Linked DNA regions of Mus musculus: regions 1 and 2 are each linked to region 3. The links are chromatin loops, found by intact Hi-C in ENCODE. Cell type or tissue: left cerebral cortex. All regions are shown on one strand.

Region 1 (8,000 bases), 67 kb after region 3:
ACTGCAGGGACAAACTTTTATTCCTTTTGGACTCCAATAACAGTAGGTCACATTCAACTAGTCTGAAGGAACCTGCTCTACCAGCCAACAGCTGGAACCCAGCAACTGCTGTTAATCTACGTTAATTGCTTATTACTCTAAATCAGTTCTTGTTTGTGCTTTTGTTCCTCAAAGTAATTTCTCCCACATACACACTACCAAGAATGGTTCTGCAGGCTGTGGCTGAAGACTTCTTGTGCTTCAACCCTAGGGCTGTTACTGCTTTGTTATGAAACAAAAACACACTAGCTTGAAAAAAAACACCAAGTTATTGAGGATGCCCAGGGATAGAACACAGGTGCGCAGGGATGCAGGCATTAGCCACTGTCTAAGTAAGAACAAGACTTCCTCTGATGTTTTAATTAGAGCCTCGGTTAGTATGGCGCCGGTTTCCCTAAACAATTCTTCCCCTCTTTGCTTTAGGGAGGGATTTTCCCTCCACCACTTTATTGCACTAGTGAATAAATGAGATTTCAGGGTTCCAGGGAGAGAGAGAGAGAAAAAAAAATTACCAATATAAATGCATCAGGTGCAAATTACAAAGGTAAATAGGCCCCTGGAGACCAGAAGCTAGCAACATCAACTTGAATATCTGAGAGAGGCCACTGAGGGACAGCTCCCGGGGTCGTGGTCCTGGCTTAGTGTAGACCAGATAATTTAAACCTGCAGCCTCCAGAAGGAGTCCACAGCCCCAGCCAGTTGTTAGTGCCTCGCCACAAACAACATTCTAAGCCTTCGAGACGGGCTAGCGTCTCCTCCCCCCGCCCCCTGTTTAATTATCTCAGATGCCACACTTGGGCATTGTCTCTCAAAGCCGATCCTTCATCCTGGGAGACACACTCCTGTATAATCTCCATCTATAGGTTGATCACTAGTAATTATTTGTTTCCCAAGACTGTGTTTATAATCCACAATAAGGCAAAACTCACACAAATGTATCAACAACGGCTGTGATCAGTAGGGCATGAAGGTTGGTTTGGTTTTTTTTTGTTTTTTTTGTTTTAATCTCCCTTACAATTTAAGCTTTATCCCCTGAAGAATGTTTGCAGCTTTTTATCCTTTCCCACCGCTCTTTATGGTAAGTTCTTCTTGCCCTCTAATAATTTTGCTCATGGAAGTCAAATCCCCTTGTATGGTTCATAGAGTAGGGACCTCATCGCCACTTCTTACAGTGCCACACTGTTTCACACTAAATGATGACTTGAATTCAGTTGCTTTGGATGAGAAGACCCAGCTTTCCCATTGGCACAACCCTGTTTGATCTGGCATTTTGCTCGTGTGTTAGTTGTCCCATCTCTTTCCTTCTTACAATTGTGCTTTAAAAGGACACCTGTCTGCCTCATCTGTTTCTATTATTCATGCTATGGAAGTGCACAGTCCTTAAGAATTAGACAGCTCTGCCTTGACTCGAGCAGGAGACACTGCGGCTCACACTTGAGCAGCGCACGTATGTTCAAGTATGACAAAGGGGCATACACGCTTTGCCTTAAATCTCCCTTATTCTGTTTCTTCAAATAGCAAGGTGCTGGAAACTCACACCTCCAGTTCCCAGCTCGGGGGCTGCATCTTCAGGCTATGGCTTCATTTTAATGCCTTTGCTTTGTAGAACACAGCAGGCCAGGGAAGGAGTTACTGAAGGCATAGCATAATCTCACACATGAGGACAACTTCAATAACAAATGTTCCAGTGCCATTTTGTAAAGGATGAAACCCTTATTAAAAACTCTTCGTATAGGCTTTATATAGGATAACCTTAATTATAGTGTAACTCAACTCTATGACTTGGGAAATGCGTCTTGTAAAGTATTCTATTTTGCTTTCAGGATACCTTTTACCATCTGTACAATATTAAGCCTTGAATCAATAAAATGCAGCTCTTATTTGTACATTAAGCTTCATGTTCTATTTGTGTTATAATTACTACGTGGTCTGCGGGTGATCTACAGCTCTACATGAATGATGCTAAATCCCAGGTGATTGGAAGTTCCAGCGCTACACTTAGAAAATCTCCTCCTCAGTGCCAACCGCTCAAATTCCCCATCAGCATGGTTGTTCCCAAAGACTATCGTTCTCATTCAGGTTTCCTGATGTTAGTCCCTTAGAAGGTATTCCTGTTGGCTGTGGCTAGGAGGACTGTAAGTGTGACAGTATGCAGAGCCACATGTCCTGGTTGAAGCTAGCTTGGGCCACATAGTAAAACCCACCTGGGAGCAAGAGTATGGGAAGTCCATTCATTTATACCGGATTTGCTGCGAGCTCCTTGTCCCCCTCCCCTTACTGGGTGTTGAGACTATAGGCATTCACCACACTGCTCAGTGGTGGAGCCGATGTGGAGCTGAGAGGATCTCATGCAGGCCGGAACGGCCACATCCAGGGCTGATTTCAACTCCTTAGCATCCCTTCTTTAGAGTACTTGCCTCGTACACACAAACCCCTGCATTTGATCACGAGAACACTGAACAGAACAACAGAACATGAGGAAGACAAACGTAGTCAAGTGTGGCAGTGCCGCATGCCTGTCAGCACTCGGGAAGCAGAGGCAGGTGGATCTCGGAGTTTGTGCCCAGCCTAGTCTACATTGTGAGGCTCAGAAGAGCTATGCCTACACAGAGAAACCCTTTCTCAAACAAACAGGCAAGCAGACAGACAGACAAAGCAGAAACATAGCTATGCACTGTATGCTGCGTTTTGTCACTGACATAGCAAACTATCCTCACTTTACTGAATCTCCAGCGAATTTCAAGATTTGAATTAAGACGGTCAAGTTTTGTGTGTGCACGGAGGAGATGCGAGAAAATGTCCTTCTGAGCTACACTGTGAGACCCTGTTCTTGTAAAAAGGTGGTGAAGAGTTGAGGCTACAACTCAGTAGTATAGTAGTTGCTTTGTAAATGCAATGCCTTCAGCTCCATCCACAGTACTGAAAACAAACAGGCCATACAATCAAAATAATAATATACGGTCCTATACAATAAAAAGCAAAGGCTAGCTTTTAAGCAAACTTAAGCTTTTTTTGCTTAAAATAAAAATAATGTAGCCACAACCTAATCCTAAAGAAGTCCCTACTCTCCATGACAAGAAAGAAAGAAAGAAACAAACAAACAAACAAACAACCCTCAACAGGAATGCCCCAGCTGATGGGGTCGTAAGATGGAACCTGAGAATTTCCAGTGTAAGTCAGTTAATCACATCAACCTAGGTGTTCCTCCACCCAGCACGGGACTCACCCAACTGAGGGCTCCTCCCAGTTTGCCATCTAGTTCTGGTAGTCAAGCATCCTGGCAACCCATTCCCTCCTCCCCACCCCTCTCCAATCCCTTTAGAAAACAATATAAAGCTAATTCCTGCTTAGCTCCTCCGTTTCCCCTCCTGCCTCACTGCCATTGGAAGCCAATGTCTATGCTGAGTTTGGACAGACTCAGCCATGAGCTAACAATATCATCATCATCATTTAAAAAAGGGGGGGAGGGGGGCTCAGCCTGTCACAGTCAGCGCTGAAACTGTTCCTCGACACTGTGAATTTATGTGGCGCATGTCCGCTATCTGATACCAATGAACTAGCAATCACGATAGTAGAGGAAGCAGTGCCTTCTAGAACGTGAGCCTGCTGCTGCTGCAGAGGCTTACTCATTGTATTAGGAGGCACAGCTGTATCTTGTTGTTTCATCTAGGGGGGCCTTTGACAGCTCATGACTGTAGCTGCTGAAAAGCATGCACGGAGTTGATATATACACACAGACCTAGATACTCGGGACACGCAGCAGAGTGCCCTGTGTGTATCAAGCTATGACTTCGAGATTCCCTTCCATCAAATGCCAGGAGAAGCACTTGATAAATGGCCCTTGGGAGAGCACTTCTCATTGCCCGAGGATGGAATGACTCGCAGGCATACGACACTCCATCAATACAGAGAGCTGGCAGATTGAAGGGCGGGAAGGACCATCCTGGATGTGGTGCATCTGCTTACTAACAGCAACAGCGCTTCAACCTCTTCCCGTTTCATCGCCTACAGAAACCACTCCTCGGAGAGGCACGCCAGTCAACAGATGGTCTCTGGCTAAGGTGTAATCAGGAGCAGCTTGCTAAATTTACCCAAAACAAATAGAATTACAGGCTTTTGCCCGAGTCTGAAATTGAATTGAGAACTTGGGTGGTGGATAATAGAAGCTAAAAAACAGAGGTGCTCAGAATGTGTCGCTGCGTGTTGGGAAAGAGCATGCTAGGAACCTCCCTAGACTGGGTCATCAATTTCCACTCAGGACTACTTCCTCTTGCTAAGTTTCCAGAATTCTTAAAATCACTACCAGGCAACAACATCATCAGACGTACAGTGAACAAGATGGCACTCAGTAGAGTGGATGCTGTTGCCAGAAGCTGCCCTACTCTTGCCGGTATAGTTCTGAAGTTCTCTTAAAAACCTGTGACTCAAAGTCCTCTGAGTGACAGCCTTCTAATGTGCATCCCCAGAATTCCTTGCAGGTCTGCCTTGTGCACTCTGTACAGGAACAGCAACATAAAGCCTTGGGAATTGCCTGGTGATGAGTCAGCATAAAATGAAGAGTAAATTATTTAACCTATGTTGTGGTTTCCTTACCTATAGAGTCAGAACTGCACCACACACGCAAACCCCTACATAAGAAAGACATAGAAATAAACCAAACCATGGAAATGTAAATGAGCTAAATACCTAATAAAAAATGGAAAAAAAAAAAACAAACCAAAGAGGCACGGCACTTATATTCTAAAGAGATAAGTTCTTCCATACTGATCTCCTCAGGGCAAGGCCAGTTTCCTCTCTCACTACTGTGGACAAGGGTCCCCATCTCTTCTAGCTATACCATTTTTGGGTATACACACCCAACTCCACTAGGTAAACATAGAACGGAGATACCCCTGTGCCCGCATTTACTGGACTATTTACAATAGCCCACATGGAATAAAACCATGTTTCTGTAAACAGACTAGCCAACAAAGGATAAGTAGCATAAACACACAAGAGTTTTTTACTCAGCCATATTAAAGAATGAAATTTTGTCATTAGATGGAGAATGGAAGCAAATGGAGACTTGTGCTATAAAGCAAAACAAGCCCGATACAGAAAGGCAATAGGAAATTGCATTTTCTATTAGTGGTTTCTAGAATTCTTTATAGACAGAGAAAGAGAGAGAGAGAGGAAGAGGGAGGGGGAGTGGAAGAGGGAGAGGAGCAGGCAAAGGGGAAAAGGAATGGGGTGGATTTGGTGAAAGGACACAACGTACCACAGTTTCAACAGTCACTTTATTTTTTCCAACTACCACGATTATTTATCACTGTAGAAAGCATCATTAGAAAACCTTTGAATGAAATTTCCAAATACAATTTTGTTTTGAGGTCTTCAGAAACAAAGATATACTGTGTACATGTTTTACAGCATCCTCGTTCGCTATCTAGAACTTCTAAAACAGGAAAGCAAGTACCGGATGGGTATCCTTGACGACAGACCGTCTTCCCCCATTTGTCCTGAGGAGTTCCTGCCTATCCGTTCTATGAGAAGCTTTCTGCTCCTTCTAGTGTTTCTGTTTTAAAGAACTCCCTGTCGTGCAGAAAAGAAATGTGAAAAGCCTTTCTGTGCTGAGCTGAAATAATTAAGGAAAAGTCATTTCTTAAGTTATCTCTGTGTGTGTCTGGGGTGGGGGTGGGGGGTGGGGCTTCCTTCTCAAAAGTTTAGATCATAACCTGACAAAGGCTGAAATGTATTAAAACATGGTTTTGTTTTTGTTTTGAAATTGCAGAATTTAAAAATGCAACTAACATTCTGTTAATGTTAGTTAACAGATAAATAAGACCAAATGTGCCCCTCCTCTCAAGGAAGGGCTGCTGCACTGCCATGTTTTAAAAATAGACACTAGACAGCCTTACTCAAGAATGCGACCTCTCCTTTGGGAACTTTATCAGCTCTGTTCTCTTATCTTCTTACATAGAAAAAGAAATCAAGTTGTGGGCCAGAGAGATGAGGCAGCGAGTGAGGGCCTTGGTGAGTAGTCAGTCACCTGAGTTCATTCCCGAGGACACACATAAAACTGGAAGGAGAGGGCCAACTCCGTAAAGTCGTCCTCTGAACTCCACATGCAGTGTAGGACATCCTCCTCCTCCTAAATATATTATGAACACTCATACACAAACACCCACAATAAATAGCAACAATGATGTAATAGCAGTACTACTACTACTACTACTACTACTAATGATAATAATAATTCTTTTAAAAAGAAAAAGAGAATGAATTAAGGAAGCACAAGGCACAGATAACGCACATACTTCATAAGAATAAATATTTTGCAGTGGGAAGCTAATGGTAAGAGCTAACAAAATATGGACGACATTACCTTGGGAAACCCCTCCAACTGCACCATGACTCAGTTTACCCATCTATAAAGTCACTGAAGCAGCCTTCTAGCTCCTCTGTGATGTGTGGTAAAGAGCCCATGAAAAAAAATATGGCGCCAGAAGCCTCGCTTAAACCCCAAGCCTCCTCCGAGGTAGCAGGTATTTGCGCAGATGGACTTGTCATGATATCTATCACTATTCTGGTAGACACTTAATTTTATTCCCCTGGAACAACCCTTCCTATTTTAAAGCACTTCGAAAATAAACTGTAATGGAGAAAGCTACCATGGAACTACCAGTAAAATTATGGCACTATTATATTGTCATATTTATTATTCAATTATTGCTTCAATAAGTCAGAGTATGTATAAAACAGTAGGCTTTGTGTTTCTGTATCTTTAATGTCGTCAGTTCAGAAAAACTACCATGGCATCAATTACAAAGGGCACTTGCTCTCTAAAGAGAAAGTGCCTACCAAGGTCTTGACAATAATCTCAGTTCAAGACAAAAATATTATGAATCGTGAGATGAGGGACCTGCTAAGATGCTAAGTAAAATTCATACTTTATAATTTGTGAAGAAGCAGGCAATGTGTACACGTAAGAAAAAAAATACTGTTGGTTGTATGAAAAGCAATTTTAAATAATACCCAACCAGCTTAGTGAGAAGCATAGGAGGATTTTGTGGCATCCCCATTTTACTCAACTAATTTCATTCAGATTTCATTAGCCTTGTGAAACTACCAGGTACACTCTGAACTGATTCTCCATATAAAGCTGCCTAGATCACGCTGAATGGGAAACCCAGATAGCTGGAAACCACAGCAGACAAAGAAGTTCCGGGTCGCTGATCTCAAAATTGGAAATTTCCCCCAGTGACCCAAAATAAACCCAGCACATATTCACACACATGTGCCTTCTCAGGAACGTATACCCACACATGCCCTTCATACCTCCACGACATTGGCAAATATCATTAGAAACTGTGTAAGTGTAAATACACAGCGAGATGATGGACGTGAAGGCAAAGCATAGAATAGTGACCGGCTGTCATAAAATCCTTAGCTGTCCCTTTCTCCCTAATGCCACCAACAAGCAAAAGCATCCTGATTCCCATATCTACATTAGAAGCCAAAACATAAACCCAGTCATTTTTTCCAGGCAAACCAGGAGGGAGGGATATGAACCCAGGTCAGCTGCATGTTCAGGCTCCGTGTGGCACCCACCTCAAGCAGAACAAACACGGGGAGGTACAAGAGACACAGCAAACTCCAGACCTTCAGAAGTCACCCGTGCAGATCCTAATACCTGAAGTAATTGTCAGCATAGATCCCAGAGTATCAGGAACCACTACAGGGAAAGCTGTCTGCTTTCCCCTCTGGCCTACTGAAAAACCTGGTACATATTCCAATTTTTCTACTCATCGGATCTGTGTTGGACTTATTTGCCTACACATCAACCCTTCTGACATGCAGAATCACCCTGAAACCTGACACAAAGGAAGCATGCCACACAGTTACTCAATGTAAGACCTTATAACTGTCCTTAGAACATCATAAGAAATAGAAATGGATCAGTCTGTTGGCTTAAATGCTTG
Region 2 (8,000 bases), 230 kb after region 3:
TTTAAGTAAAAATTTTAAAATTAAAAAAAAAAGAAAACTTTGATGCTATCTATCAGGATCCCGGCCTCAGCCCCGCGCCCCCCAGGCTCCAGGGAGGACCTCTTGGCAGTACGCACCCGAGGCTACCAGCACCCAAGCTCTAAGCCGGGATCCGGAGGTGCGGGCCAATCTCCCCGACTGGGAAGCGATGGCCCGGGTCCGGGGCTCCCGCCCATTCCCGTGTCTTCCCCGCACCCGGTCGGAGGCAGCGGCTCCGCGCAGCCCTGGGGATTGCTAGCAGCCGCCGGCCCTGCCGCCCTGGCTTAACAAAGAGCGGCGCGGAGCGAGCGCTTCCCGCCGGCGCCGGGCGGCCAGCGGCGTCTGGCGACGCAGGCTCCGAGGGCGCGCGCTGCCTGCGGCTGGTGCGCGCCGCTCCCGGCCGCCGTGTCCCCTGCTCCCGGCCCAGGCCCGCGGAGCCCGAGCTTTTGGCGCCCCCGCCCCGGCCACCTTACCTGGGGTTGCTGCTGTTCCAGTAGACGGCGTAGCGGTCGGCGACGACTTTGGAGCCCGGGTCCTGGCTGAACACACACATCCAGAGCACCAGAAAGAGCAGCGTCAACATCTCCACGTGCAACATCACGCCTAGCCAGCGGCGGAGCCCCCGACGCGCCACTCCGGGGAGAGATCGGGGATCCAGGGGGAGGGAGGGAGAGGGGCAGACGAAGAGAGCGGACGCCAAATAAATAGGAATAAATACGATGAAGGGGCGAGAGGCGCGCGGCGAGCGCGGGAGGAAGAGGAAGAGGAGAGAGAGAAGAAGGAGGCAGTGGCTGGGGCGGGGGGACAAACTCGCACCCCCACTGAAGGGCTCGGGAGGGGAGAAGAATCACAAGACGGAGAGACGCGTGCGTGTGTGCGGTGGCGGCGGCGAGGGCGGGGGTAGGGGTGCGGAGCTGTGTCTCGGGCGGCGGCTGCAAGCCGGTCACCCCGGGAGAGGGAGGTGCGTGCGGGGCCGGGCGGCGGCAGCGCGGGTCGGGGCAGGCGGCGGCGCGCGCTGCACAGTCACGGGGAGTTGAGCGCCGCGGCTGCGGGGAGACATACACCGGCCCGCCGGGCCCGGCTCAGTGTCGGCGCCGCGGTCTGCACGGGCTTCCTCCGCCGCGCTGGGCCCTCACCGTGCGCCCCGCTTTGTTCCAAGTTACTTTGGCGGCCGGAGAGAAACTGCAGGAGGAGGGCGCTGTGTGGAGGGGGGCGGGGGGGGGGGCGTCCTCACACTGGTGTCCCCAGGAGGCTGGAAGCAGTCCGGAGCCTCCCTTCTGTGCCTTGGCCAGGCGACCCCCCGCAAGGCTCGCAGGAGTCCTGTGGACTGCGGTACCCGGAGGTGCGCAGAGAAGAGTGGCGATCTGGATCCGCAAGCCCGGCTCTGCCGGAGTCCTGGAACTGCCCAAAGCCGCAGCCGAGCGCTCAGGCGAGGAGAGGAGGAGCGGGTCTTGCTTCGGAAAAGGCTCCAAGAAAAGTTTGGCTCTTCACGTCTTCCAGCAGGTCCCCAAAGGAGTCCGACCGCAGAGGCAGAGCGAGATGGCACCCCCGGGCGCTGGCTGAGTCGGGGATTTCTCCTGCTAGCTTGTCTTGGCCGGGTGTGGGTGCCGCGGAGTGAATGAAGAGCAGAGGTTGTGAACCAGCCAGCCAGGCGGGGCCGGGATGCCCAAACCTGCAGGGCGACGCCAAGCCAACTGCCGGGCTGAGAAGCGAGAGGGGAAACAATCACTTTCGGATGGAGCCCTCCAAGTCCGGGATGGGCTGATGACAGTCTCCGTTCGCCTTCCGGGAGAGAGGCTGAACCCCCGCACGGCGTGCCCAGAGCCCCGGGGGGGAGCTCTCAGAAGTGTCCCTGGGACTCGGACCTCTCCGGCCCCAACCCCAGCAACTTGTAGAGATTCATCAATCAGTTTGAAACCGGGAGGGAAAAAGGGAGAGGGAGCACACGCGAGCTGCTGGCACCTCCCCGATGACTACATCAGAAAACCTTCCCGATCCGGAGCTGCCTCCTCCTTCCCTCCTTAGGCACAGCAGTAACGAGAGGTGAAAGCCACCGACCGAATCCTAAAACCTCTGCCCAGGCGGGAAAATAAACTTGAGTGCAGCGGCGCGAGCAGCCTGGAGAGGTTGGGAAGACTGGCGAGAAGTAGAAAGGAGGGGAAAAGTCAGTTTTGCAAAAGAGGAGGGAAAAAAAAAAAAAAAGAAAAGGAGAGAAAAAATGCTTTATGGGAAAAAAAATCTCCTCGGGCACGCCCCCTCGTTAATGACCTGCGTGTAAAGCCGACTGCCGCGGCGGCCCAGGCGGCAGCAGCCTCGGCACCACGCGAGCCCGCGCGCGTGGACGTGGACGTGGGCCAGCGGGAGGGGGGCTCCGCCCGGGCGTGTTGCGCGGGGCGCTGGGTTGGCAGGCGGCGCGAGCGTGGGGGGTGAGCTCCGGACCGAGCAGGGGGAGGCGCCGCCGGCGCTGCTGCCTCCGCGGCCCAGGTCATGTGGGCTGCTCCCCTCCCCACTCCCCCTCCCTCCATGCAGTTTACTTGGAGGGTGGGGGGTGATTGGAGTAACCAGTCAGGGAGAGGCCTGCTGTTTGCTTACAGATCGGTTTTTTTTTTTTTCCCCTCTCTTTTCTCTAACCGGATTGGTTTGCTCCGGGAGAAAGAGGCGTTTTCCTCATCTCCTCCCTCCCCACGCCTCCACCCCCACCCCCGCCCCACCTTCCTGAAACCTGACTAATTGAATTACTGAGAGTGCCGAGGCACCCTCTCCGCGGCCCAGCCCGGCAGCACGAGTAACCCTTTGGTTGCTGAAGTGCGTCTGGACTCAGAGTGATTTGGCATCTTTTTTTTTTTTTTTTTTTTTTTTTTTACTTGGGAGTAGGGTCTTTCGATTGAAAAGAAACTGGCTCCCACTCCAAAAGGGGAGCCGAAAATTGCTTCGGGGACCGCTCAGGTGACGTGAAGTCTGCGCTGACTGGCTAGGGCAGCCCTAAGTAAATCGGAGTTCGTGTAAACCTCCGCTCGGTTCTTCACGCCGCACACGCCGCGCAGGGTCATCTGGAAATCTGAGCATCTCTCTTGTGCCTTTCAACCCTCTCTTTCTACCCGAGATTTAAAGGCTTGGGGGCAGGAAATGGGACTTTTCTTTAAAGTGATTCTCTGAAAGCAGGTTTTGAAAAGTCGGAGAAAAAAAAAATCTCAGTTTAAAGTGATTACAATTCAGGGTGAACCTTCAGCTGGAAGGAGAAAAACGCAGCGCGCGAGCCCGTCAGTACTTTACACCTTTTCCACGCGGATCCTGGGGCTGGTTCGCTACGCACACGCACACCCCACATAAATATCTTGAACTAAACTCGGTTTGAGAAGAAAAGGGAGGGAAATAGTGAGAGGGAGGGAAAACGCCTTTATTGCTGAAAAAAGGCCGTGCATTCCTGGGCTGGTCAGGAGGTTGCAGGGCCCAGATCCTTTGAGGCCAGCTAAGCCGGATCTCCTGGGAGCGAGGAGTCCTGGCGCCTCGGGACGGGTCCCCTGTGGTCCTGCGCCCTGGCATCGAGCCCCATACCCGATGCTGCTGAGACCTGCATCCCAGACTTTTTATTTTGTTCTCTAGTGTATACAGCCTGGTAAGAAGGCCGAACCCAAAAAAGAAAGCCGTTTACCTTTCTTTCCATCCTCTCAACACTGCGTCTTTTCCCTTTTACATATTAGACGAATAAAATTAAATATCAAATTCTCCATCCTGCGTTTTCCAAAGCTCGGCCTGGGGTTTCCAGGCGCTTCGGAGAAATTTGGAAGCGTCCAGACGCCCTCCAGTGGTCGGCCTGCAGTCCGCACCCAGCAGGGGCATTGACGGCAGCCTCAGCCCACGCTGAGCCTGATGGAAAATCTAAGGTCAGGATGAGTGAAGACATGAGAGGAAAGAAGCAGTTCCCACAGGCTGGGCGTTACTGGACGTGATGGAGATTTTCCCTAATTATCCTGAAGGAACGTCCATGTTGAGTGACCAGACGTAAATTACAACCGTTATCGTTAGACTGCATGACTGACCAACTGATAGACTAATTTATAAGAGTTTAAATTGAGACTATTCTATTCGCTTAAGCTCTCCTCTGCTTCTTTCACCAAATTTCCAACGTCAAGAAAGGAGGGATACACCTTAAAGAAACAAGACGATAAGATTTTTACTATTAAAATCAATTTGGGTTTTCATTTAAAATGCTGCTGTCCCTCTGGCTGGTGAACAAGTTCAGGGTATGCTTTTTTTTTTTTTTTTTTTTTTTTTTTCTCTCTGCTGTGGAAGGATAGATTTCTTTCCCAGCCTTTTTGATGGTAACTGTAATAGGCACTCATGTGACAAAGGCACATGAGAATATTTCTGCAGGAAATATTCTGAACCCTTTAAAAGGTTATGTGTATCTTTAGGAAGGAGGGAATTCAAGACTTCTGTCTTGAGGAAAATGCTGAAACTCAGAAAGAGTCTCAAAGAGCTATCAGGTATCAGGGACGGAGCCAGCTGGCTTCCTAAGACACCACAGTTGAAAAGGGGCAGACAAAAAAAAAGAAATAATACATGCTTATTTCCCCCTTGGAAATGCATATAGATGTAAAAAGTCATCAAACCAAAAGAACAAGTCCATTTTAATATCTTAAACATCTCCACTTTATTTTAAATAGGAATGGCCCTATTTTAATGAGACAAAAGTATGCTATGGTCTTCCTTAAAATGATTCATGGGGTTGGAATAAGATACTAGATTTGAAATAGTTCAAAACAGAACTCAGATGTCTATTAGAAATAATTCTAAATTAAATGTCTCCTCTGGAGCCAAGTATTGACATTGGACTTACTAAGCAATGTGACCCTTGAATACGTGAGTGGATACAATTGGAAGAGAAGTATATATTAACTATACACGCCTTACGAGGTAATGTGACTAGCTCTGTCGGAAGACACACACAGTAAATCCATAGAAAATAGTTCCATATAAAATAGTGGTTTTAACCCCATGTTACCAATCTGCTCTTTATACAATGAGTAGCTTTTCTTCAGCTAAGGCAGGAGCCTCTTGTCCAACCAAAAGAAAACAAGAGCCATTAAAAGTGAAGGAATAAAAATTCATGGAATTGATGAAGGTGTTAAGTTCCACAAGATGAAAACAGGGTAGAACCTTAAAAGCAGGTTGGTAATGGTCTATGCAGGGCCCTCCCAGTCCTGTAAATGGGTATCAGCAGACAAGTACTCTGGTAACTTTAAAACCAGTAATACTGAGGCAAAACCATTATTTGCCTCAAAACATGAATTGGCTCTAATTGATTGATTGATTGATTGATTGGTTGGTTGGTTGATTGATTTAGTTTTGTTTTGCTTTGGGTTTTTCTTTTTTTTTTTTTTTATTTTTGTTTTGTTTTGTTTTGTCTTGTTTGCTTTTAACTGACCAAATCTGTGTTCTAATCTAAACTATGAGTTAGAATCACTGAGGGGAGCTCTCTAGAAGGAGAGTGCCTGAGCCCCCGTTGTTTAGGCTAGACCTGGATCTGTAATTTTTAAAAAGCTCTCTGGAGAATTCTAATGAGGATAGAAGATTGAGAAGCGCTGATCCAGGTAATTTATTTTTGCCTTAATTACTTCAATCTTTCAGGAAAATAAGGCCCATTCTTATTTATCAGCTCACCAGTGAGGCAGAGTTTCTTGATCCAGTCTGCTAAGTTGAAAGACGCTTTTAAACAATTTTCCATGTCACACAATTATTTACAAGTATGATCTCCAAGATATGACTACAGGAGCAATACCTACCTTTAAATGTGGGCAAATCTTTCTATTTGGCTTATTGGAATTAGCGTTGTAGAGTTCTATTATGTCAAGTGTCCAGCCAAAATGAGTGAATGAGATAAATTAAATAAATAAAAAGTGAATCAAGCCCCCACCGTTTGTAGACTCGGCAACTCTCAATTTAGGAAAATCAAATTTAACTATGTTAAGATGTGAAATTGGAACTTGTATCCAGCAAAAGTAATAGAGGAAACAAACTCTAGAGCAAGAACTAAAGAAAGTATAGTTAACATCCCTAATTAAACAAAAACAACCCTAATGAATGTTAGCATAGTATTTAAGCCAATCCTACTGTTTCTGCAGAGCTTTTAGTGTTTGTTCTAAATCCTCAGTGAGAGCTCCAACCACTAAGCTGTCACTCCGCGACCCTGCCCTCAGACTGAAGTGAAGCTCTATCTACTCTCTTCTTTACCCTCTTTCACAAGAGAAGTTTCTCAGAACACTTAGAAATAATAAGTCTGCTGCCTCTTCTCTCCTCAGACAGCCCGATGAGGGGAAACATTCATTTTCAACCTCTGATCTTGCTTACAGACTATCACATCCCTACCTTTAATACCAATCACCCTGATCTTTTGTCTCCTTCTCATGTGACTCTTTCTGTGCTGGGACTTCCTGTAGTCTGTTTCAGCATCCTTCCTTTTACACTCTAGGGGGAAAAAAACAACAACAAGAACAACCAAACAAAACAATCCAGAAATGGTTTTTAAAAGGCTCTGTGATATTCTAAAACAGGGATTTAAAGTTGTTCCATTTCGGAATGAGCAAGCTGTGTGTTGTTCTTCCTACTTCAAAACACGTTTTAAATAATGCGACTGTAGCAAATTCTCCAAATGTGCAGATGTGTTAGCAGTCATTTTGAGAAACACCTAGATCTCCTAATAAGGTGCATGTGTGTGTGTATGTGTGTAAGTGTGTATGTGTGTAAGTGTGTGTGTATACATTTGTATTACAAAGGTGTGTGTGTCCATTTGTGATTCTGAAAGCAAATAAGTGTTGTCTCAGCCAGTCCCACGTCACGTTTTATTATGCAGATTTCAGAATATATACAGGATTGTGTAACCAGCCACTAAGCACATAAATGAGTTTATTCCCTTAAGCAATTTCTCTAATCTCACTGCTTGAGCATGTACATAGTTTTATTCTGTATTTCCCTCTTCATCTTTTTAAATAAAATTCTGTGGATGAAAATTGTCTCCATTTTGCAAATCTAATCAATTAGCATAAAGTATAACCCAATACTATCTTCTCTGAATTATTAAATAAATATCTTGCTTAAGACAATATATCACTACAAGTGAATATCAATAAGAGAGTCGGTATCTGTATTTTATAATTGGATCTATAACACCCATTTTTAAAGGAATATGTGTAGTTATTACAGAAATAAATTGAATTTACACATTTTCCACATTCCAACTAGTGATTAGGATATGCCTGTTCTGCCAGTTACATAGACCATCACCCAGAGGGCACACAAGTGTGCGTTTTTTAAAAATTCTTTTACTTGCTTTGAAAGTCTACAAAAGCCAATACATCTCTGTAAAAGTGGCCAGTGCTACCGTATATGTACACAAACAGGGACATGGGATTCCTGTGCGGAAATCTACAGACACACAAGCATGGAGGTAGAGAAAACTTGTTCTCAATCAGTTTTTCACCAAAGATTTTCATCAACTTCTGCAAGAATTCTATTTAAAGAGGAGCATAGCATATAACCTCCAGTCAATAAGCATGATTATATAAAATGGGGAAGGCTGGTTCCAAGCCCTTTTTAGCTCTGGCTTTACTTTTCCCCTTCGGTTCAAAACTGGCAAAGGGAAGGAAAGCATGGAATTATGGCAAACTCAGATCTTCTTTCTTTAAATTATGTGCATTTTCCTGCAGACAAAAAGCTTCTGTGGTGGTGGGGGCGGGGGGGGGGACTGGATCTTGGTATTTTTCAATGCTTGACTCTTTATTATTATTTTACTTATCTAAACAATCTCTCTCCATATATACTCATTTTATAGGATATGAATACACATATTTTACCTGGTCACACTAATAAATACAATGTTAATGTTTTAAAAAGTTGTCCTCAGAGCAGATTCATAACTTTAGCCCCAGCCCTCCAAATATCTTCGTCAATAGTGTAAGTTTTAGAGTGATAAATTAAAGATA
Region 3 (8,000 bases):
TGCCTGTCTAAAGACACAGCTGCTCCTAATCACTGTCTGCTCTCCTTGGTGCAAAGCAAGTATTTATCGTCAGCATGCTGACATTTGCAGGAGCTAGGCCTTTCTCCACTTAAACTGTGCCTGGCTGAAAGAAAGGATGTTGCTGACACCTGAATAAGAAAGCAATGACTCCAAGTTATGTAAATTTAATTATTTCCTTCAGTTTTTTTTTATTTCCAGGAATCTTTTTTTTTTCCCCTTTCTCCAAGATTTAAAAAAAGAAAAATAGTCCTGGCAATTTTCATTTAAAAGAAATAAATGTCGGCAGTGGTTCACTGCACAGGCTGACACGGGGTTTCATAGAGGAAGAGGTGCCGTTGCTTTAATCTAATTTGGGCTCTCAATTCCCAGCTAATGTATCTAGGGATCATGATGTATGTGTTCACAAGGAGACATCTGTAACACAGAGTCCAGCTGTGCAATTCTCCAAAACACAGGTTTAAAAAAAAGAAGAAGAAATCAGTCAAGAGTTTTGCAGCTGCCCCACAACGTAATAAATCTCCAGGTACTCACAGATGTAGAAATACTCTCGGCCTGGCCTGAATTCAAATCCTAAAGAAAAGGGAGTGAAGAGCTGGAATTTTTCCGAGAACTTCAGCGGTCCGTTTGGGGAGTGAGGCCGGTTACATTCCCATCTCTTGAACCCTTTGGACGTGTGGTCGCAGGCACTGTACCCATCAAAATTCACCATGTACAGGACGTAGCGCTCAGTCTTGTCTTCTGGGACAGAGTCCTCATAGTGAGGGCAGAAAACATCCAGGTAGTCATTGATACAGACATCAATGTGGTAGTCACCCCTCTGGAATCTGTTGGAAACAGAAGGAAAGAACACGGTAATTCATACCGGGAGGTGTTTCTGCTCGGAATCTACACTTGTATCCTTCAATAACTTTGGAGATCAAACATTTTGTATGAAAAGTCTTCACTGAACGCTTAGGATTTATAGCCTGATTTGAAACATTTTACATACATACATACATACACACACACACACACACACACACACACACACACATCACCCCTGCGAGTACCAAATCCCGCTTCAGTTTAACTTTATAAAACTATGGCTTCTCTGTTTTAATTAATGACTTCTTCCAAACAGCTGAAATGTATTTCACAGGACATACTGAAGTGGGAATCAGGAATCATATGGGTAAATCTTTCTCAGCCTAAAGTCATGGCGGCAGGAAAGCATACAAAAAAAAAAAAAAAAAAAAAAAAAAAAAAGCTTTTGTTTTTAGCTCCTGAGGAAATTCTTCCCTAAGCCCTCAGAAAGGTTCACCATAAAACTGTGTTCCTGCTGAAATACAACACTCATAAAGTGCCATAATCTTCATGCCGGACAGTCAGTCTCACATGAACACTTCCCAGTGATGATGAGCGGGTCAATTCCATTTTTGGACATCTCTAAATGTTAGAAACTTTCTTCCTGTATTGAGCATAAATCTGCTTCTGTGTAATTCCTACCCACTGATCCGACTTCTGCTGCCTGGAGTTACAAAGGGCGAATCTAATTCTTCTTCTGCAAGGTAGTCTATAAAACATTCCGAGATGTCAGCAGTCTCTGGATTCTCCTTTCGCTTTCCCCACACGTGAAAATCCTCGTCCCTTTGGTTATCTCTGGGATGATTCCCAGACTCCTTCTCATTCCAGGATCCTCCCACGCCCCCCAGTTTCCCAATGAGTTCTTAAAATGTAGGACCCACTCATGAGACTTTCAGCACTTAGGAACTAATGTTCAACCTGGGAGAAATAAGACTACTTTTCTCCTCAATGCTAAATACTCTCTGACAAAGATTCCCTTTGGAGAGACAGCATTGTTTAAAGGGGAAAGTGATGGTTCTACTCATTGAGTGGGCAGAACTGGCTTTAAGACTCGGATCTGATGACGTCATACATCATCCAGAGCCTCAGTTTCCCAATGAATAAGATAGGATAACAATGAGAATCTGTCCTGCTGGCCTCCCAAGGACCCTCAAGTCTCAGAGGAGGAGGAGGAGGAGGAGGAGGAGGAGGAGGAGGAGGCATAGGAAGAAAACCCTGAGGTTTCATCAGAGGATCTGCATTTCAATGAGAATCCTCTCTCGTGGGCCACTTCTTGCAAAGAGAGCCATACGCCATACGTGTTTATTTCTTTGTGTTTAGAATGCTCGCGCATTTCCCTCTTCTTCATTACTGGTGGACAATGATTTGTCAAGACACAAGGGAAGACTTGCTTTTAAAAGATTTCTGAACATCAAGGTAACATCACTGCTTAAGTACAAAGAAAAGACATTGCAGTGTTCAGATAAAAGGTGCTGGGCTATGAATCATCACCACTCAAGAGTAGCCTGACAGCATTGGACGAACGCCAGACAAGAACTGCAGCAGAAGGCGATGCCCAGATGCACTTTATACTATTATATTATTATTACAGATTTTAAAGACATTCAAGGGGGAAGTTTTTTTTCCTCTCCCTAAGTGTCATTCATGCTAGCTTGACTAGCATGTGAAAGTGCTTAAATTGAAAATGAAAACTGTAGCTACCTGGGCACACCCTGTTATTCCTTTATTCTGTAATTCTGTTATTCTACAATTAAAAACCACGTTGTCACGTTGTTGTTATTATTATTATTACTATTATTATTTCAGGCTCAGTTCATCTTTTCCATCTTTGTCCCTGTCCATGTTACTAGAATCTTAAGGAAGCAAAACTATGGAACTGAAAACCCACTCCACACTGGGTTGACTGGTATTCCCTTCAGGGGATAGTGTGCTTTTATGTGAGATGCTTACATTACTGAGGGTTCTATTTTAAACATGTGATTCTTCTACAGACTAATATTCCTACTCTCCGATCAATATCCGAAGACAATAATCTATCATAGTCAATTCACACTTCTGCTTCAGTTCCTTGCTTGTCTGTCTTTTCAGACAAGGGTGTTAGGTGGCTGAGGCTATGCTAGAATCTGCTCTGTTGCCAAGAATGGCCTTGAACTCCTAAACCTCTTGTGTCTGCCTCCTGCGTGATAGGATTATAGGCTTGTCTGTCTGGTTACAAATCTTTCATTTGCACAAGTTTGTCTACTACTGCATGTCAAAGAATAAGATGTGCGTGTGTGTGTGTATACACAAACAATTACTAACTGAAATACATGAAAGTTATTGTATAATGTGCTCAAGTATAAAAGAGAAAGACAGCATGAGATATCCTTATTTTATACCAAGCCCTCCCGATTGGATACAAAGTGGTCATGGCTTTCTCACTGGGAAGAAACTCACGAGCATGACTTAACACTGAGCACTCTCTGTGTGACATTCATTATTTCAGTTAACATTCATCACAGCACCACAGGATCCCCACTGTTGTTATATCCATTCAAAGGCAAAGAAACGGAGTTTAGGGAATCACATGACATACCCAATTTCCTAGCTAGTAAAAGGTAGAGGGGAAAGTGACCTGGGAGCTAGCATTTCCTAAGAGATTAAATTGCTAACGCCATGTCCATAGGTCTGCTTCACAGTCCCTAGAGAGACAATTCTTGTTGGGGTTCCAGTCCTCTTTTCCATTCACTGACATAACAAGCATTTGCTGTCCTCGAGATTTGCGTGTGTTCTACATCTATGAGATACATATACTATGAAATACTCAAAACAACTAGAATGAGTAGTTAGAACATGTTTACATTAACAATCAGGGGCAACATCCAGAGAGGACATTATCCTCTTAGCTTCATGTTTCACAGTATATAGGTAGTGGGGCTAAAATCAGAACCCAAGTCATACATGTTCTGAAGCATCTTTGTAACCACGAGGGCCTCACAGTGGGACAGCTCCACAGTTACAGCAGCTTCCCTTCTTACAATGGCAGCCTCTTAGAAGTGTGGGTACCAGTTCACTTCACGGTGCTACCAATAGAAGTCAAGCCCTGCTTCTCCTCCCTGCCTACTCACTTGACTCCAAAATCCTAAGCCAGCAGCTGAGGGGAAGCCCTTAACTCCTGCACATTCTCGTCTTTCCCAGAAAGAAGCACTCTCAGGCCCAGCAGCCATTCACATAAAGGGATCTTTCTCCACCAGGAAACAGCTTTCCTGAGCTTGAGCTCACATCAAAGCAGAAATACACATCTAGAAAGATTCTAGAAAGACTTTGCATGCCAATATTTACAGATGCCCCGGGGCACCTAGCCACCTCGTTAACAGGTTAGCCAATGGTCTAGAACTTTCCCTGCAAATGTCTCCTCTTTTTTTTTTACTTCCTCTAATTTTACCACTGTGTCCCGCAGTGGCCTTTGAGATCCTTGTATCTGGTTAGGAACTATACTATCTGGCAGCCCACCCATAAGACCGCAGTCGTTCTTCTTCCACTAAATTATCTCCGGTTCATAGCACAGTAGCATGAACACTCAACAGACTTAGTAAGGAGATTTCATCTGCAGAAAACACCGTCGTAACTGTTCTCACAGTGTAAACATCTCAGGAGCCAGAAACATCTCACACATCTAGAAAGATGACCCCTGTTCCTCCCTGGGAGCAGGCTGTATTGTATGTTGTGTCGAACAACGTGGCAGCTCGTTGTTCTACACAACATACAATAATATTCTACAGCAGAGATATATTTCACACATCTAGCAAAATGGAGCAGTAGGTTGGTTGAGGATTGATGTCAGCTGTATCACAAAAGGTCCATTTCATTTGACTAAGAATAAGATTTGGAGCTGGAGAGATGGCTCAGCGGTTAAGAGCACTGACTGCTCTTCCAGAGGTCCTGAGTTCAATTCCCCGCAACCACATGGTAGCTCACAGATCCGATGCCCTCTACTGGTGTGTCTGAAGACAGCAACAGTGTAACTCATATAAATAAAATAAATAAATCTTTAAAAAAAAAGAATAAAATTCAGCACAAAATTTAAACCCCTTTAATCATCCCCAATACCCAGAGTAATTTATCAATTATAATAAATTATCAATTATATACTTGATGGAAGCTAGAGAAAATGGAAGCTACCCTACTGGTTAAAGGAAAGGCAAAGTGACCATGGAAGCAAGGAAGGAAGGAAGGGAGACCTGGGACGTACACCTCCAAATTCATTTGAGAGGATATGTCTCACAGAATTTGGCTGCTGACTTTTCAACACATGGCCAAATTTAATCCTGACCACCAATTTAAAGCCAGTGTTAATATCTCTTCCCTTAGCTAACCTGTGCAGTTAGAAGTCAATCATGACTTGAATCTCAAAACTCAAATCAAATGTAGACAAGACACAACGACTGTCCCTCCATTGAGTTCTCAATAATGTGCCCTCAAATGTGTACTGAGATATGAACTGGAGCATCATTGTATGGCACCAGTCAGCTTGAGGTATAGCATCTCTGTCCTATTGACCACTTTCTTTTCCACTCTGGGCCACTGAGTACTGCAACATCTAGTCCTTGAGATTTTGGGTTCTTTATCAGCGGAGTTCTTAACTTAACCCTGTCCTTTGGTGACTCTTTGTTAAAGCAAATAGATCTGGCGCAGCTGTCGTTTGTCAGTGGGCGCTGTTTCCTCACTGACCTTTCCTCCTCCTCGACCATATGCCCCGGTGTTGTGGATCTTGACAGATAAGAGAGAGCAAACAGAGACAAAAAAGAGGCAGGCAGCATCCTGGGCTCTAGGATACAGTGCTGCAGAGGCACAGTATCCCTCCAGCCCCATTCTCCTGTAGCATGCCCCGCTCGCTCTCGATCCATCCTCCTTTGCTGGAGCCCAAATGCATTTCATTTTAGTAGCTGGAAAAGGAAGGGGACGGTGCCTATTTAAAACATTCTAAATTGGCCTTTAGCATATGTTGCTGGCACAGCAGAGAGCCTGCTTCCAGGGAAATACGTAGTGAGGTATTTTATCAGGCGGCTCCTGAGTGAAGTGGTTCCCCTCCCTAAGTACAGAAACGGCATCATTGAAATGAGACAGTGCCGTCAGAAGTTAGGGAGCTTCGGGGCACCCTTTTTCCCGCTTCGGGTAGTGTCTCAAAGAATTCCACAATGAAAATGTTATCTCTCTCCAATCGGATGGCTGACGACTACATTTTAGATGTATTTTAACATGTCAGGAGGTGATTCCTATTTGAAGAGGACTGCGCTGTCACTTCCTTAATTACGGGGCGACCTAATGGATTATGTTCTGGAACTGAGATGCAAAAGAAGGATATGATTTATGATCGAAGATTAAGCAAATTTATCAGCTCAGGGTTCCTCTCGAATTTTAAACCCAGTCTAGAGCAAGTACGTCTCTACAGCGGCTGCCTTTCAATTCCACTAGTTCTGATTTTAAAGTCTAACTACAGAATAAGATGTGTCTGTTAGCCAGAAGAATTTCTCATTCGTCCCAAAAGGACCTGATGGGCCCCCACCCCCCCCCCCCCCGTCAGAGACGCAAGCTTCTGTGTTTTACTGTGCTTCTGTGCAATGGGCAGAGCAGCAGTCCTGTTGCATAACATGCCTCCCCCTGGCTCCTTCTGCTCTTTCTCGGGGCGCAGAATGCAAGCCTTATGGTCCCTACCCTAAATCTGAAGATGTTCTTTTTTCTTTTTTCCTGCAGAGGTTAAAGCATGAAATATAAACAGCAAGTGAAACTTGGCACAGATAAATGGCGGTGGTGGCAGCACCGAGGGCTGAACAAATATTTGTTTTGCTAATTTTAAACTTTCCCCCTCTCTTCTGGGCTAAAACGGGGGACTCTTTGGGGTGTGTTGGTAATCCACTTTCACACCAGGTTCTCAGCGTTTGACCTGTAGATAGTTTCAGCACAACCAGATGGGTTGAAGCTGATGATGACCGTAGTAATGGACAGCACTGGGCTGTGTCCCTCTTTCACGCTCAGCAATGTACCAGCATCAACTCCCAATTCTTCTGAGAGAAGTGGTGACTCACAAAGCAGAGGAAAAACTTGCTTCCATGCGCATCTCAGGGATATGCAAGTCCTCCTTACTCTTTTGCAGATGACATTCAGTCCAGAGTAAGCTGCATATATATGCGCTACATGTGCTAACAGCTTCTGCTACATCGTATACCTTTTCATCCCATGACGTGTAAGGTGCTGATGAAATATTTGCTTTCCAGATTTAAGGGCTGTGTTGATCCATTCATGAAAATGCCAAACAGAATCCACTGATGTGCATGCTTTGTTAGTGAGGAGCTCTGTGGCATGGCCACTCTCATTAATTGTTGGTAATATTAATAAGATACAATATTCCTGGCCGGATACTAAGAATCCATCAGCATTGCAATACACTAACTTGTGACTTTGGATTTTCTCTCTCAGTGCTATGTGTGTGCGTTTTAAAGTCCCATGTCTGATATCAGTTACCCATACCAAATGGTAGGTATGAATCTTAAACAGCTCTAGTTTGTGGCTAGTCTAATATTAGGCACATTAGTCTGAAATTTAAAAAAAGAAAAATTATATTCCCGGTGACCAGCACCTGCTTCAGACATAAGACACACAAAATGTTCTCTGTTCCCGAGTTTTAACTCATTTGGAGTTTTGTTTTATTAGCTTGACAGAGGAGCTCCAAAGGAAACAAAGCATTAAATGGGCAAGACCTAAACAAGACTCTTCTCTAGGAAGGGACCGGGTATTTTGGGTGACAGTCTAATTGCTTTTAAGCCCCGAGTGAAGCCTGAGGCAGGGAGCCAGAGTATGTCAATGTCAGCGGGGCCAAGTCAGCCTGTTAACCAAGCAGAGCCCTAACAGGGCGGACACATCACAGATCATGTCAAATAGTTTTCAAACGGGGATTTTGAAACAAAAATAAAGAATTAACATCTGGCACTCAGTGTGGTCTTAACGTGGGTCACGTTTACAATGCAGAATAGACTCTTTCTCACTCCATCTGCTGCCCAGGAGAGTCTCACAAAGCTGGGGAGCAGGCTCTAAGCCATCTGGAGTTTTAGGGCCTCTTAAGTACATGGGGCAGAATCCCTGATGCATATATACAGATT

The links. Peaks named below come from ENCODE experiments on the same cell type or tissue, not always from the same donor. Only the 100,000 strongest peaks of a DNase experiment are listed, where the experiment ranks them.
Region 1: a loop joins it to region 3, with 2.8 times the contacts of the local background. A loop is called at or near these places in 2 of 42 quality-filtered maps.
Region 2: a loop joins it to region 3, with 7 times the contacts of the local background. A loop is called at or near these places in 8 of 42 quality-filtered maps.

What each region holds. Positions count from the first base shown.
Region 1 is chr17:62,717,234-62,725,233 of GRCm38, forward strand. The region is part of intron 1 of Efna5 (ephrin A5); the gene reads right to left. Among named protein-coding and RNA genes, the nearest start is that of Gm52303, 57 kb to the right of the region's middle. In left cerebral cortex, no CTCF peak of the experiment used is centred here; DNase peaks (open chromatin) are centred at 4,036 and 5,523; H3K4me3 peaks cover 324 bases.
Region 2 is chr17:62,880,515-62,888,514 of GRCm38, forward strand. Efna5 (ephrin A5) reads right to left here and starts at 803. Exons shown (of 5, transcript NM_207654.2): 1 at 492-803. The coding sequence starts at 616. In left cerebral cortex, a CTCF peak has its summit at 3,832 (motif pointing left); DNase peaks (open chromatin) are centred at 183, 537, 888, 1,562 and 5 more places; H3K4me3 peaks cover 4,068 bases; H3K27ac peaks cover 3,961 bases.
Region 3 is chr17:62,650,290-62,658,289 of GRCm38, forward strand. Efna5 (ephrin A5) reads right to left here. Exons shown (of 5, transcript NM_207654.2): 2 at 553-845. Among named protein-coding and RNA genes, the nearest start is that of Gm52303, 120 kb to the right of the region's middle. In left cerebral cortex, a CTCF peak has its summit at 4,833 (motif pointing left); DNase peaks (open chromatin) are centred at 1,652, 2,262, 5,839, 6,491 and 2 more places; H3K4me3 peaks cover 759 bases; H3K27ac peaks cover 1,843 bases.